Linked DNA regions of Homo sapiens: regions 1 and 3 are each linked to region 2. The links are chromatin contacts, found by Hi-C or POLR2A ChIA-PET in ENCODE. All regions are on one chromosome and are shown on one strand. Each heading gives the region's core, a stretch centred on a gene start or an enhancer-like site at or near the end of the contact. The rest is flanking DNA. Distances are from core to core; before and after follow the strand shown. Region 1 overlaps DISP2 (dispatched RND transporter family member 2). Region 2 holds the start of CCDC32 (coiled-coil domain containing 32). Region 3 overlaps IVD (isovaleryl-CoA dehydrogenase).

The links. Hi-C counts contacts between places; a loop is a spot of excess contacts on that map. ChIA-PET counts read pairs that join two places held with the same protein, here RNA polymerase II (POLR2A). Pooled maps may share reads with other maps.
Region 1: a map of CD4-positive, alpha-beta memory T cell shows a loop between it and region 2 (5-fold over the local background). The contact joins the enhancer-like site here to the promoter of CCDC32 in region 2. A Hi-C loop is called at or near these places in 2 of 168 maps with a recorded cell type or tissue (CD4-positive, alpha-beta memory T cell and naive thymus-derived CD4-positive, alpha-beta T cell) and 9 of 50 pooled maps. POLR2A ChIA-PET finds 5 or more read pairs at or near these places in 2 of 52 experiments (B cell and activated naive CD4-positive, alpha-beta T cell).
Region 3: a pooled map shows a loop between it and region 2 (4-fold over the local background). The contact joins the enhancer-like site here to the promoter of CCDC32 in region 2. A Hi-C loop is called at or near these places in 3 of 50 pooled maps. POLR2A ChIA-PET finds 5 or more read pairs at or near these places in 7 of 52 experiments (HEK293T, K562, MCF 10A and 4 more).

What each region holds. Positions count from the first base shown.
Region 1 is chr15:40,366,191-40,368,995 of GRCh38, forward strand. It overlaps DISP2 (dispatched RND transporter family member 2), which reads left to right. Exons shown (of 8, transcript NM_033510.3): 8 at 868-2,805. All of the region lies in intron 3 of LOC124903472 (a long non-coding RNA gene), which reads right to left. Among named protein-coding and RNA genes, the nearest start is that of DISP2, 9.4 kb to the left of the region's middle. RefSeq lists an enhancer at 1,136-2,027 and silencers at 1,810-1,989, 2,110-2,189. Within about 2 kb of position 1,266, at least 19 of the 41 ENCODE cell types and tissues checked have a DNase peak (open chromatin) inside an H3K27ac peak, as active enhancers do.
Region 2 is chr15:40,563,655-40,566,416 of GRCh38, forward strand. CCDC32 (coiled-coil domain containing 32) reads right to left here and starts at 1,388. Exons shown (of 4, transcript NM_001080792.4): 1 at 1,322-1,388. RefSeq lists enhancers at 1,787-1,836, 2,316-2,610.
Region 3 is chr15:40,420,630-40,423,427 of GRCh38, forward strand. It overlaps IVD (isovaleryl-CoA dehydrogenase), which reads left to right. Exons shown (of 12, transcript NM_002225.5): 12 at 1-679. Among named protein-coding and RNA genes, the nearest start is that of IVD, 16 kb to the left of the region's middle. Within about 2 kb of position 1,447, at least 9 of the 41 ENCODE cell types and tissues checked have a DNase peak (open chromatin) inside an H3K27ac peak, as active enhancers do.

The DNA of each region.
Region 1 (2,805 bases), core at 16-2,515, 200 kb before region 2:
TCCCAAGTACCAAAAGACTGGTTAAGAACATGCATTATAGAGTCAGATGTCTGAATTCAAGGCCAGCTCTAAGGCTGTCTTGCTATGTGACTTCAGCCATGTTTCTTAACGTCTTAGTCCCTCAGGCTTCATAAGCGCTAAATGGGGATGATAAACGTACTTTCCTCACAGGGATGTTGTGACAGTTAAATGAGATAGAAGTTGAAAAAATACAGCATAATGACTGGCAATAGTAATCTCTCAATAAGTACTGTGTTGCCACCATGATCTCAGGCCCAAGGTTACGCAGCCAGTTAGTGGCAGAGCAAGGGCCTCTGACTCCCAGGTCAGTGCTCTCTGTACTACGTCAGCTGTTGTGATGTCAACAACAGGAAAGGAGAAAAAAGGAGGCATGAGATTTGAAAAAGAAACAGCCCTGGGCCTAAGAGGGTTTAAGCGGTGCAGTGGACAGAGGGGAGCTGGGTTTTGGCAGTGACCCTGAACCTGGAATGTTTTGGCCTCCACTCTTCCCATTGCTTGCTTCAGCTCATTGGACCCTTGGCCCTGTTCTATCTGTGGCTGCTACCTCCACTTTTACATGGAGTTGGGGTGTGTGACCTACAGGGGCCCTTACAGCAGGGTCTCTGAGGCTGAAGCCTTGGGCAGCATCCCTGAGGCTCCTCTTTGATGAAGTCAAGATGTAGCTGCTGGCACCTGGGCCAGGAGCCAAAGGCAGCTGGGAGACAAGCCTATCTCACCAGGCTGTCAAGATCCCTCTCTGCGCTTGCCCTGTAGTGTGAAAGGAGATGAGAGAGCCTTGTATAGGACTGGGAAAACCTGAGCCCTTGGGCTGCCCCTGAACTCTCCCCTCCTGCGTGTGCCCTACAGATCCGCTCCCATACCAGCTTCGGGGCTCTGTGCCAGCGGACAGCAGCCAACCAGTGCTGCCCCAGCTGGTCCCTGGGCAACTATCTGGCTGTGCTCTCCAACCGCTCCTCCTGCCTGGACACTACCCAAGCTGACGCAGCCCGCACACTGGCCCTGCTTCGGACCTGTGCCCTCTACTACCACAGTGGCGCCTTGGTGCCCTCTTGTCTGGGACCTGGGCAGAACAAGTCCCCACGCTGTGCCCAGGTTCCCACCAAGTGCTCCCAGAGTAGTGCCATCTACCAACTCCTGCACTTTCTGCTTGACAGGGACTTTCTGAGTCCCCAGACCACTGACTACCAGGTGCCTTCCCTCAAGTACAGCCTGCTCTTCCTGCCCACCCCAAAGGGTGCTTCCCTCATGGACATCTACCTGGACCGGCTGGCCACCCCCTGGGGGCTTGCTGACAACTACACCTCTGTCACTGGCATGGACCTGGGCCTCAAGCAGGAGCTGCTGAGGCACTTCCTGGTCCAGGACACGGTGTACCCCTTGCTGGCTCTGGTTGCCATCTTCTTCGGCATGGCCCTGTACCTGCGCTCACTCTTCCTCACGCTCATGGTGCTGCTGGGGGTGCTGGGCTCACTGCTGGTGGCCTTCTTCCTTTACCAGGTGGCCTTCCGCATGGCCTACTTCCCCTTCGTCAATCTGGCAGCCCTCCTCCTGCTGAGCAGCGTCTGCGCCAACCACACGCTCATCTTCTTCGACCTGTGGCGCCTTAGCAAGAGCCAGCTGCCGTCGGGGGGGCTGGCGCAGCGCGTGGGCCGCACCATGCACCACTTCGGCTACCTGCTGCTGGTCTCCGGCCTCACCACGAGCGCGGCCTTCTATGCCAGCTACCTGAGCCGCCTGCCGGCCGTTCGCTGCCTCGCCCTCTTCATGGGCACGGCTGTGCTGGTGCACCTGGCGCTCACGCTGGTCTGGCTGCCCGCCTCCGCCGTGCTCCACGAGCGCTACCTGGCGCGCGGCTGTGCGCGCCGGGCGCGGGGCCGGTGGGAGGGCAGCGCGCCCCGGCGGCTACTGCTGGCGCTGCACCGGCGGCTCCGCGGCCTGCGGAGGGCGGCGGCTGGCACCTCGCGTCTGCTCTTCCAGCGCCTGCTGCCCTGCGGCGTCATCAAGTTCCGCTACATCTGGATCTGCTGGTTCGCAGCACTGGCGGCAGGGGGCGCCTACATCGCCGGAGTCAGCCCCCGCCTGCGGCTGCCCACGCTGCCGCCGCCCGGCGGCCAGGTCTTCCGGCCCAGCCACCCCTTCGAGCGCTTCGACGCGGAGTATCGCCAGCTGTTCCTGTTCGAGCAGCTGCCGCAGGGCGAGGGCGGCCACATGCCCGTGGTTTTGGTGTGGGGCGTCCTGCCTGTGGACACTGGCGACCCTCTGGACCCTCGTAGCAACAGCAGCCTGGTGAGGGACCCTGCCTTCTCGGCCAGCGGCCCTGAGGCCCAGCGCTGGCTGCTGGCACTCTGTCACCGGGCCCGGAATCAGAGCTTCTTCGACACCCTGCAGGAAGGCTGGCCCACGCTGTGTTTCGTGGAGACCCTCCAGCGCTGGATGGAGAGCCCCAGCTGCGCCCGCCTGGGGCCTGACCTCTGCTGCGGCCACTCGGACTTCCCCTGGGCCCCCCAGTTTTTCCTGCACTGCCTGAAAATGATGGCTCTGGAGCAAGGCCCCGATGGCACCCAGGACCTGGGACTCCGCTTTGATGCCCATGGCAGCCTGGCCGCCCTGGTCCTACAATTCCAGACCAACTTCCGGAACAGTCCGGACTACAACCAGACCCAGCTCTTCTACAATGAGGTCAGCCACTGGCTGGCAGCGGAGCTGGGCATGGCACCTCCAGGCCTCCGCCGTGGTTGGTTCACTAGCCGTCTAGAGCTGTATAGCCTGCAGCACAGCCTGAGC
Region 2 (2,762 bases), core at 138-2,637:
AATTTTATGCTACATATATTTTAACACACACACACACACACACACACACACACAAATCTGTAGGGCATTTCCAGGTTGGACAACCAGCCTGCACTTTTCTCCAAAGATCTCCAAAATGCAACAGTTCTATCTCCAGTCAATTAAATTCTGTTTTTTTTTCTTTCTTTCTTTCTTTTTTTTTTTTGAGACAGAGTCTCGCTCTGTCGCCCAGGCTGGAGTGCAGTGGCGCTAACTTGGCTCACTGCAACCTCCGCCTCCCGGGTTCACGCCATTCTCCTGCCTCAGCCTCCCAAATAGCTGGGACTACAGGCACTCGCCACCACGCCCGGCTAATTTTTTGCATTTTTTAGTAAAGACGGGGTTTCACCGTTTAGCCAGGGTGGTCTCGATCTCCTGATCTTGTGATCCGCCCGCCTCGGCCTCCCAAAGTGCTGGGATTACAGGCGTGAGCCACCGCGCCCGGCCCCTAAATTCTGTTTTCAACAGAACACAGACTAAAGGTCTTTCCACAGTTCCATATACATGAAGATCCTGCTTGGTAAAAAGTGTCTGTCAGAGAGTACTGTTACAATGCAAGGGCTGTGTGCTCAGCGCATGCAGTTCAGCCGTATGTCTCATGCTCTTATTTTAATACAATCACTGAAAGGTAGGTATTTTCACCATTTTACAGATGAAAAAACAAGTTCAGAAGGGTAACTTGCTCTAGGGCACATTACTGATATGTGGGGAATCCTTGACAGGAAAACCAGATCTGTGCTGCTCCAGAATCCATGTTTTTATCAAATACCATCCTGCTTGTTTGGAAAATATAACGAAAGCAGCCCAAGCACGGGCAGGTAGGAAAAGCTACGCAAAGAGCCTGGAGGCTTTTATAACTATCTAGGCATATGAGACAGGCTGACACCTTCTTTCAAGAGGAGACTTAGAAATCAGGAAGGCTGCCTGAGGCAAGGTCTGAATAATGCCAGGAGACAGAGCCCAGCCAGCGTAAAGGCCGGAAGTAAAAGGGACAGCTATGACACGGCGGTCCTGGGTGAACTGATGTCTAGCGCTACAGTGAACCCCCAACCCGAATTCGTCTAAAGCCACCCAAAACCAAAACTTTGCTCACACCAGAGCCCCGCATGGCCCCTTACCCCAGGGCAGGGCGTCCAGAACCACGCAGGAAATTCCGGCGTCCAGATCCCAGGCCTCAGTCGCTCAGGTCTCTAGGGCTGTCTGGACGGGATGAATCAGGTCCCAAGGCCTCTATGTGGTATTCCGGGGCCGGGCCAGAGTGGGAGATCCAAAACGCTGGGCACCCCAGCCCCTCCTCACTTACCGTAACAGCTGCCCAGTAAACGCTTGGCTCAGCTCTGTCGCCTGTAGCCCGGAGGAAATCGGGAGGGGCGGAGTCCCCTAGTGACGGAGCCCAGGAGTCCTCCAACTACCTTCCCACCCGACGATGTTCTGTGCGTCGATTGGTCGAGAGGAGCTCAGCGTGGTGAAGAAGTGAGGAGCAGCAAGAGGCGAGCGGTGGACGGGGCTCTGGTTGCCGGGAAACGGTGGAGTCACGTGCCCTGAGCATTGCCCCTCCCCTCCCGAGGGCCAGGTTGATTCCTTGCAGATCCAGGGTTCCAGTCCCTGCTTGGATAGGGAAGTCGTTTCCAAGACTTTTGACTTTTCCTAGTCGCCGGAGCCAGTTCACCTCCTCCACAACTTTCTCTGTCGGTGTTTGTCTTCTAAAAATTTCACCCCTTCGTTACCCAAATTAGAGCACTTCGGCGGCTTCTTTCCTTACTCTCCCAGGAGACTCGTGTCTCATTCATCAAATTATGAAGCTTTCCTTCATTCATTTAGTCAATAGATACCAAGCACCTGCTGTGTTCTAAGCATTGTGTTAAGCGTGAAGTTAAGACACATATGACTTGATATAAGTCCTGGAGATCCTTACAGCTTAGTAGTGTAGGAAGGGGGTCCGCCATGGAGGCATAAAAGTTTACAAATAACAGTAAACAGTGATAGACAGCCGGGCGCGGTGACTCACGCCTGTAATCCCAGTACTCTAGGAGGCCGAGGCAGGTGGATCACCTGAGGTCAGGAGTTCGAGACCAGCCTGGGTGAAACATGGTGAAACTCTGTCTCTACTAAAAGTACAAAAATTAGCTGAGCATGGTGGCACATGCCTGGAATCCTAGCTATTCGGGAGGCTCAGGCAGGAGAATCGCTTGAACCGGGAAGGCAGAGGTTGCAGTGAGACAAGATCGCACCACTGCATTCCAACCTGGGCAACAGAGCAAGACTGTCTCAAAAAAAAAAAAGGAGGGGGGCGTTGAGGATTATAGAGTATATGATGGAAGTGTGGCCAGAGTACATAAAGGAGAGAGTGGTCATAAGAAGTGTGTGTCAGAATGCTTTGTTGTTGTAGTTGTTAAAGGAGATGACCTTTGATATCCTTCAGGGGATAGATACCAGCTTGTTCATTGAGATCGACCCCTCCCCATCCCCAGCTTCCAGGATCAACACCAGTTACTCTCTCCCAAGAAACACGTGATGAAAGACATCAGCCAACCATCAGTAGCCAAGTAACTTGGCTGAGGAAATAGTTCTCACTCCAGCCTGGGTGACAGAGCAAGACTCCGTCTCAAAAAAAAAAAGAAAGAAAGAAAAAGAAAACAACAACAACAAAAACAACATAGTTTTAGGATTACAGATGTGAGCCACTGCGCCCAGCTAAAATACAATTTAAAATTCAGTTCCTGGCCGGGCTTGGTGGCTCATGC
Region 3 (2,798 bases), core at 197-2,696, 140 kb before region 2:
AGTTTTAAAGGAAGCAGGGAGCCCAGAGTGCTAAGTTCTTACAGCCAGAAGGAAGCTTATAGATTTCTGAAAACCGCCCCTTTGTTTTTAAAAAGATCAACACAATTTGACTTTCTCAAGGTCAAAACGAACTAGAATCCAGATCTGCTCATGGCAAAAATGGGGGTGTTCTGAGAATTCCAGCTTTGGGCCGCACTGTACAGCAGTCTGGATAGAGTGTGATCTGAGAAGGGAATGGGTCTGGGTTGTTCCACCCCTTCCGAGTTCCAAAAAGAGGGAACTGGTTTTCTTGGTTCTCAGCCCAGCAGCACCTATCCTGGCTCTTGGTCCTGGCCTGCAGCCAAGTGCTGTTCCTAGCCTGAGGCTTGAGACAGGTGGGGTTGGCTCCTCACCAACCCCAGTTCCGTCCCATCCTGAGGGCAAGATCCTGGGCTCATAGGCAGTCCCTTTCACTTCCTTGTCTTGCTCCCTGCTATGTTGGAGATGAATGTGACTAAAAGGGCCATCTTGCTGGCTTAATGTGTGGCTGGAGAGACCAGCCTGGAGACAATGTGGCAAAATGGGGCGCTTCATCCAGTCTGTCTAAGCCCTGTCGACTTGGGGAGGTGATTTCTTTCCTGGTTCTATATGTGAAGCAAAATAAATGTTTTAAAATTAAAAGCAAAAAAAACAAAATGAACCATGCAGCCTGAGTGGTAAATGGAAGAACAAGGGGCACGTCTACTTTGGTTCTTGTGGGCGTGTTTGGTTGCCTACATGCATTGGGCAAATCTGCAGCACCAGCTGCCAGCACTGCTCCTTCCTGCGGCTGGCTCTTACTCCACTCCAATTTTAGGCAGGTCACACTATCAGGGCAGCTCGCTGCTGTTGATGCTGCCTGCCCTGTGGGAGGGCAACAGAACCTTGGGATGTTTTTTAAGCGTGGTCTGAGCACACCCCTTATCAAAATTTGGCAACCTAGAATAAATGCAGGTTCCTGGATCCTGCCCCAGACCTAATCACATCCCCAAGGGTGAGTCTGCAAGGCAATCTTCTACAACCACCATCTGAGTCCTAAAGCAGGCTTCCCCAGGAGCCTAAGTCCTAATTCTAAATCCATATAATCTAGTGATAACAATCCCTTGCCCATGTAACCCTCTCAAGTCTGAGATCCTTGATCTTTGCACAACCGAGTGCAGGAGGCAAGGTTTCGCGCAGGGCCCCCTTTCAGAAGACCGGTAAGGTGAGTTGCCCTCGGTGGAATGGGACTAGACCTGGTGTCAACACACCGCGCGGTCTGGAGAGAGGTTCCCAGTCCCTGCCTGCCGGGTGGGAGCTGGGACCTAAGACCCAGGTGGCCATCTGTCGCGACCCCCAGCCTAGGGCAGGTCCAGAGTCCTTCCTCTGACCCTCTCCCTCGAGGCAGCGCGCTTCTTCGAGCGCAGCACTGGCTTGCCAGACGCAGCTCGAGTGTCGCATGGAGCTCGCCTGACCCCTGCCGGCTGCCCGCGGGGTTGGGTTGCAAACGCGCGGAGCCAGCCTATATGGCCTTTGCCTGGGGTTCAAGGCCCCCAGTTTGGGATTTCAGGACTCAACGACGTTTTGTTTTAGCCAATAAGGACATGAAAGGGAAGAGGGGTTGGGGGAAGCCTATCCTCTATTACCATCATTTCATAAAAGGCTTTTTTTTTTTGAGACGGAGTCTCGCTCTGTCGCCCAAGCTGGAGTGCAGTGGCGCAATCTTGGCTCACTGCAAGCTCCGCCTCCCAGGTTCACGCCATTCTCCTGCCTCAGCCTCCCGAGTAGCTGGGACTACAAGCGCCCGCCACCATGCCCGGCTAATTTTTTGTATTTTTAGTAGAGACGGGGTTTCGCCGTGTTAGCCAGGATGGTCTCGATCTCCCGACCTCATGATCTACCCACCTCGGCCTCCCAAAGTGCTGGGATTACAGGCGTGAGCCACCGCGCCCGGCCGACTTTTTTTTTTTTTTTTTTTTTTTTTTTTTTTTAAGACGGAGTCTCACTTTGTCATCTAGGCTGGAGTGCAGTGGCGCGATCCCAGCTCACTGCAACCTCCACATCTAGGGTTCAAGCGATTCTCGTGCCTTAGCCTCCCAAATAGCTGGGATTACAGGCATGTGCCACCATGCCTGGCTAATTTTTGTATTTTTAGTAGAGACGGGGTTTCACCATGTTGGCCAGGCTGGTCTCAAAGCCCTGGCCTCAATTGATCCACCGGCCTCAGCCTCCCAAAGTGCTGGGATTACAGGCATGAGCCACCACGCCCAGCTAGGCCAGGATTTTTATTTGTTTGTTTATTTATTTATTTTTGAGACAGGATCTCACTCTGTCACCCAGTGCAGTGGCGTGATCTCAGCTTACTGCAGCCTCGACCTCCCTGGCTCAAGGATCCTCTGGCCTCAGTCCTCCCCCTTGCCACCCACCCCCAGCCCCCCAGTAGCTGGAACTAGAGGTGTGCACCACCATGCCAGACTAATTTTTGTATTTTTTGTAGAGCCGGGCTTTCACCATGTTGTCCAGGCTGGGCTCAACTGCTGGGCTCAAGCGATCCTCCTGCCTCCACTTTCCAAAGTGTTGGGATTATAGGCGTTGAGCCAGTGTGCCCAGCCCTTAAATTTTTGTATATGCTTTATGTTCACTGTTTTAAAAAATACTACAGTTTTTAAAAGCTTATTTAAAAAAATAAAAGTCCCCTGTCCCTCCTATCCCCATTCCCACTCCCAGGACAAAACCACTTTTGAATCTTTAAGGGGCTTCTTTTGATAATTCACTTCATACCTCTAAGTGACATGCTTACT